Linked DNA regions of Homo sapiens: region 2 is linked to region 1. A link is a contact called in ENCODE Hi-C or POLR2A ChIA-PET data. All regions are on one chromosome and are shown on one strand. The core of a region is the stretch at or near the end of the contact, and the rest is flanking DNA. Distances in the headings are between cores, read along the strand shown. Region 1 has its middle 21 kb from the start of ARL11. Region 2 overlaps RCBTB1 (RCC1 and BTB domain containing protein 1).

The links. Hi-C counts contacts between places; a loop is a spot of excess contacts on that map. ChIA-PET counts read pairs that join two places held with the same protein, here RNA polymerase II (POLR2A). Pooled maps may share reads with other maps.
Region 2: a loop to region 1 is called in a map of PC-3, with 2.1 times the contacts of the local background. The contact joins two enhancer-like sites. A Hi-C loop is called at or near these places in 14 of 168 maps with a recorded cell type or tissue (CD8-positive, alpha-beta T cell, Caco-2, MCF 10A and 10 more), 1 of 37 single-sample maps with no recorded cell type and 16 of 50 pooled maps. POLR2A ChIA-PET finds 5 or more read pairs at or near these places in 8 of 52 experiments (A673, H1, HCT116 and 5 more).

What each region holds. Positions count from the first base shown.
Region 1 is chr13:49,605,715-49,608,886 of GRCh38, reverse strand. No RefSeq gene overlaps it. Among named protein-coding and RNA genes, the nearest start is that of ARL11, 21 kb to the left of the region's middle. RefSeq lists an enhancer at 1,782-2,001. Within about 2 kb of position 1,691, at least 4 of the 41 ENCODE cell types and tissues checked have a DNase peak (open chromatin) inside an H3K27ac peak, as active enhancers do; they include OCI-LY7, where a contact is called at or near this core.
Region 2 is chr13:49,529,089-49,532,260 of GRCh38, reverse strand. It overlaps RCBTB1 (RCC1 and BTB domain containing protein 1), which reads left to right. Exons shown (of 13, transcript NM_018191.4): 13 at 1-315. Among named protein-coding and RNA genes, the nearest start is that of PHF11, 35 kb to the right of the region's middle. Within about 2 kb of position 1,645, at least 6 of the 41 ENCODE cell types and tissues checked have a DNase peak (open chromatin) inside an H3K27ac peak, as active enhancers do; they include OCI-LY7, where a contact is called at or near this core.

The DNA.
Region 1 (3,172 bases), core at 442-2,941:
AGGTTTACATAATATAGGCTTATTCATATACTTTTGGCCCCTGGGAACCACAGCCTTGGGACATATATACCCATGCTTGCGAAAATGTGGAAGCTGGGGAGGTGAGAAGGTAGTGAAAAAGCTGGAGTGTGAAGAAGTTTGGGTTTCCATAGACACCCCCTCTTTTCAAACCTTTTTTCAATTTAACCACAGTCACTGGATTAAATGAATCAATTTAGTTAGGTGGAAATAACAAGTTTATATATCAGTGTAAAAAAGGAACATAAAGAAAAGGATGATGTGGGTTTTTTTTTTCACCCTCAAGTAAATACAATTTTTCCCTTTTAATTGCTTTCTACAGTGAAATCAGGTGAGTTATAGTTGACATTTTATGTGTAATAGATATTTCAGAGTTTGCAGTGGTAGAAAAAGAAAGAAGTAGTAATAGGACCAAAGAAAAAAAGGAACATTTAATAACTGTATCAGAATGTGAGTACTGCTGCCTCCACCCACCAATCATTAGAAGCAAGTGTTAGAAGCAGCAGCTATACCAAGGCCAGGCACAGTGGCTTATGCCTGTAATCCCAGCTCTTTGGGAGGCTGAGGTGGGCAGATCTCTTGAGGCCAAGAGTTCGACACCAACCTGGCCAACATGGTAAAACCCCTCTATTAAAAATACAAAATTAGCCAGGTGTGGTGGCACGCACCTGTAATCTCAGCTACTCGGGAGGGTGAGGCAGGAGAATTGCTTGAACCTGGGAGGTGGTCAGGAGGCTGAGGTGGGAGAATTGCTTGAACCCAGGAGGTGGAGGTTGCAGTGAGCTGAGATTGCACCACTGCACTCCTGGCTGGGCAACAGAGTGAGACTTCGTCTTAAAAAATAAATGAATAAATACATAAAAATAGACGCAGCAGCAATACCAGACTTCCTCTTAGCCACCTGCTAGACCTATAGTCTTGCAAACAACTTCCGATGTCATTCCTGTCTTGATAAATGTAGAGAGAGTTCTGGGAAACGTCAGCCTGGCATGCTAGAACATAGTGAGCTTATACGGTGTTAAAACTCTAGGAAACTGTTAAGTTCTGACTCTCCTTCCATGAGGGTTTTTCATCCATTTTTGGCAGTCCTTCACACTACCTGTTTCCATTCCAAGGAATTCTGCCTCTTATTTTTTTATTTTTTATAGCGACAAGGTCTCACCCTGTTGCCCAGGCTGGTCTCAAATTCCTGGGCTCAAGCAATCCTCCCACCTCAGCTTCCCAAAGCACTGTGATTACAGGCATGACCCACCACACCTGGCCGGAATTCTGCCTTCTAATCTGGCTCATTGACCAACTTTTGAGTGAACTGAGATAAATCCTACAAATTGCTGAGTTTGTTTCCATGTTTGTGATGCACTGAAGTAGTCCTCTTGTGAATGTGCCTGGATCATATTATAAATGTTGTGGTCACTCCTGTAGCCAGTTTGGAAATATTGCAATAATTTCAGAATTGAAGAAATGTATCTTGAAATTAAAAACTACTTAAACCTATAGAATACACCTGGGTATTAATTTCTTATTAGACAGCATTAAATCTAGATTGGTTAGTAAGTGAACCAGAGGCAACCAAGTAAATGAGAATGAACCTTTAACTGATGCTAGGTTTGGGCCCGCGCCACATGGTGGCAGGCTTGCTCTGTGAAGTACTTCCTCTTCAGGACCAACAAACAATAGTGTTCCTAAACGCCATAAAGCTTTCCTCCAAGCCGTGACTCAGGGACCAAGGCTCCTTTCATTCTGTGGCCCCGCCATCTTCAACAAGCGGTTTCCAGGGTCTTTGCAGAAGGAGAAAGAACAAGAAGGACCACCGTGGGAGATCTGTGTGTGATCCCAGGAAAACAAACTTCATCAAGAAACAAGTTTCTGCTTTTCTTTTCTTTTCTTTTTTTTTTGACAGAGTCTCTGTAGCCCAGGCTGGAGTGCAGTGGTGCGATATCGGCTCACTACAACCTCCATCTCCCGGGCTCAAGCAATTCTTGTGCCTCAGCCTCCCGAGCAGCTGGGATTACAGGCATGCACCACCAAACCCAGCTAATTTTTGTATTTTAACTAAAGATGGGTTTTCGCCATGTTAGCCAGGCTGGTCTCGAACTCCTGACTTCAGGCGATCTGCCCTCCTCAGCCTCCCAAAATGCTGGGATTACAGGTGTGAGCCACTGCGCCCTTCAAGAAACAAGTTTTAATGCTAGTATTTAACTACATTAAATCACATTAAACTACATGGTTTAGGAAATTAATTTTTAGAAAGAATAACATAAGTTATTAAGTTGTGAAGATTGTATTTTCTTTTTTTTATTTTTATTTTTATTTTTGAGACAGAGTCTTGCTCTGTCCCCCAGGCTGGAGTGCAGTGGTGTGATCTTGGCTCACTGAAGCCTCTACCTCCTGGTTTCAAGTGATTTTCCTGTCTCAGCCTCCCGAATAGCTGGGATTACAGGCGCCCACCACCATGCCTGGCTAATTTTTTTTTTTGAGACGGAGTTTCACTCTTGTTGCCCAGGCTGGAGTGCAATGGCATGATCTTGGCTCACTGCAACCTCCGCCTCCCAGGTTCAAGTGATTCTCCTGCCTCAGCCTCCCAAGTAGCCGGGATTACAGGCATGTGCCACCACACCTGGCTAATTTTTTTTTTGTATTTTTAGTAGAGACGGGGTTTCTCCATGTTGGCCAGGCTGGTCTTGAACTCCTGACCTCAGGTGATCCACCCGCCTTGACCTTCCAAAGTGCTGGGATTACAGGTGTGAGCCACCGTGCCTGGCCTAATTTTTGTATTTTTAGTAGAGACGGGGTTTCACCATATTGGCCAGGCTGGTCTTGAACTCCTGACCTCAAGTGGTCCGCCCACCTCGGCCTCTCAAAGTGCTGGGATTACAGGCCCACTGCGCTCGGCCAAGATTGCATTCTCTTTAAAAAAATGTTACTTTACATCGTATGGTACATAGGCAGCAATGATTTAACCTTCAGTAGAACATTCCGCCTCTAAATCTCAGTATCATCTTCTCCAAAATGATGGGTTTGTATTTACTTAAAGTTCCATAATTATCATACCCCTCTTACAATTAAAAAAGGCTTAAATATTCTTCTTCAGTAAAAGGAATATCAGTCATGTTACAGTAGCTTTTTAAAGAATATGGTTTCTGGAGTTGGACTG
Region 2 (3,172 bases), core at 396-2,895, 77 kb after region 1:
AAGTCATTTGTATGAATATGTGTGGCAGTGAAGAGAACAGGTCTTTCAAAAAGCATTTGATTATTTTTTTTAAATACACTCTCTTATTTTTCTACTTGTTTTTTTGTTAATCATAGCAGGATATGACAACTCTTATTTGAATTGATTTTTTCATCTAATGTAATAATGGAAGCCAAAGTATTCATATTTCTTAAGATAGCCCTAAATGTACTCTTGAACTTCTTACTGGAACAATGTTTGATACTCTAGTATGTAAGCTGTATTTATGTAATATTTAGAACGACATGTTAATAAACAAAGTAACATTAAAACAGGCACATAGAGTTGTTTTTTTCCTTCAAAATCAGTAGTCTGCAGCCTTAAAAAGGAAAGAAATTCTGACACATGGTGCACAGAGGTGAACTTGAGGATATTATGCTGGGTGAAATAAGCCACTCACAGAAAAATACTATGTGATGCCATTTGTGTGATATACTTAGTCAAATTCATTGAGACATAGTAGAATGGTCATTGCCAGGGTCTGAGGGGAGAGGAGAATGGGGAACTTGTTTAATGGATACAGAGTTTCAGTTTTCCAAGATGAAGAGTCCTTTAGGTCAGGGGTCCCCAACCCTCGGGCCACAGACCCATATTCATCCCTGGCGTGTTAGGAAGAGGTCGCACAGCGGGAGGTGAGTGGCGGATGAGTGAGCATTACTGCCTGAGTTCTGCCTCCTGTCAGATCAGTGGCAACATTAGAACATTAGATTCTCATAGGAGTGCAAACCCTACAGTGAACTGAGTATGCAAGGGATCTAGGTTGTGTGCTCCATATGAGAATCTAATGACTGGTGATCTGAGGTGGACCAATTTCATCCCAAAACCATCCTCCCCACCCCTGACCAACCGCCCCATCCCCATGGTCCGTGGAAAAATTGTCTTCCACGAAACCAGTCCCTGGTGCCAAAAAGGTTGGGGACTGCTGCTTTAGGTGCATGGTGGTGATGGTTGCACAAAAATGAATGTTTAATGCCATTGAACCATACATTTAAAAATGATTGGGATGGCAAATTTTAGGTTATATATATATTTTACCATAATAAAAAAAATCAGTGGTGTGATTCTTAATGGGTATCAGGCTAAAAATAGGTACCAGCATGAACATGTCAACTGCTTGATTCTCAACTATACACAAACAAACATCATAGAAATCTTTGGATTTTATTCCTGCTGAAGGGTAGTACAGTTGAACTGGCACAGTAGAAAAATGTGTCTGTACCTTTGGGGGTACTTGAAGGGAAAGGCATATTCCCTATCCTCAAAGAACATATGAATTATTAGGAGAGAGGGAGATAGGTTTAGGAATTAACAACACAATGAGATACTTATAAAGAGCTTTTCATAACAGTCAGTGAGAGAAAACCAAATAGGATGATGTGGTTTGGCTCTGTGTCCCCACCCAACTTATCTTGAATTGTAATCCTCAGTTGTTGAGGGAGACCTGTTGGGAGGTGATTGGATTATGGGGGCGGTTTCCCCATGCTGTTCTCATGCTATTGAGGGAGTTCTTATGAGATCTGATGGTTTTATAAATGGCAGTTCCCCCTGGGCTTTGCGTGCTCTCACTTACTTGCCACTACGTAAGACGGGCCTCTTCCCTTTCCGCCACAATTGTAAGTTTCTTGAGACCTCCCCAGCCATGCGGAACTGAGTCCATTAAACCTGTTTCCTTTATAAATTACCCAGTCTCTGGTATTTCTTCATACCAGTGTGAGAACGGACTAATACAGTTAATAGGGTTAACATGACAAGCAGTTAGTTGTTCTGAAGATAACGCTTGTGTTGGATAGGGGAAAATATAAAGTGTCCTTTTAGCTCATCTCCAAAACAAAAAGAGGCACAAGAGATGGGGGCTAATGAGCCTTCCAGAGCTTATCATAATTAAGTTTGGTTAGAATGGAGAAAATAAGACAGAAATGTTAGCAAGGGGAGTGTGTGCGTGCATGGGTGTGTTTTAACATTTATTTCCCATAGTGCCAGACATTGTGCTCTCTGCTTCACATTTTACTTACTTGTCCATATTTTGTCCCATAAGGTAGGCAGCAGCATTCTCAGATTAAATAATCGGATTCAAGTTTTTCAGTAGTGACATAGCTGAAGTTCATACTCGGCTCCGCCTTATGAACCCATACTCGGGTTTGCCCAGTAGCCAGCCTCATGGCCACCAAACACATGGTGCTCCATGGTGCACAGTTACATGCTGTGTGAGTCACAGGTTAAACGTGAAAGTAAAGTGGGGGACAAAGGTTTTTTTTTTTAAATAAAGATCATGACATCAGAATGATTAGTCAGATAAACTTTGCTAAGATGGCTGGGCGTGGTGGCTCACGCCTGTAATCCCAGCACTTTGGGAGGCCGAGGCAGGCAGATCACGAGGTCAAGAGATCGAGACCATCCTGGCCAACATGGTGAAACCCCATCTCTACTAAAAATACAAAAATTAGCTGGGCATGGTGGTGCGCGCCTGTAGTCCCAGCTACTTGGGAGGCTGAGGCAGGAGAATCGCTTGAACCTAGGAGGCAGAGGTTGCAGTGAGCCGAGATCACACCACTGCACTCCAGCCTGGCAACAAAGTGAGACTCCGTCTTAAACAAAACAAAACAACAACCAAAAACTTTGCTAAGACTTAATATCAGGATAGGAAGCTGAAGCTACAGTAATCAATAATCATCTAGACTAGCGGAAATCTGTTCAGAGGGTGTTGGATGGGGTCTTCACTTCTGTAGTTTTTAAAGTGCCCCACATGATTCTGATGTGCGGCCGGATTTGAAATCCACTGGTTTAGATTTTGTCCCTAAGATATAAGAACTTAGGCTAGGGCTGCCATTACAACTGGAATGGACTGTTCTTTTTCATCTCCTGCAAATATTTTTCCAGTACTTATTTATTACATGTCAGACACCATGCTTGGAGACTCAGTTAAAACCCATTTTGAGACGCAGCATTATTGAAAATCAGAGTACCATGGTAAAAAATGAGAACTGTGAATGTTAAGTTTTCAGGGGTCAGACGTGATAGTGTGGGCATAAAAACCAGAATCGTATATTAGATTGAGAAAAATGTAACTGTCAATTTTTTTTTTCATTCTTGCATACTCCCGATAATGTTCTTATTCAGAGTCCAATTTAAAATT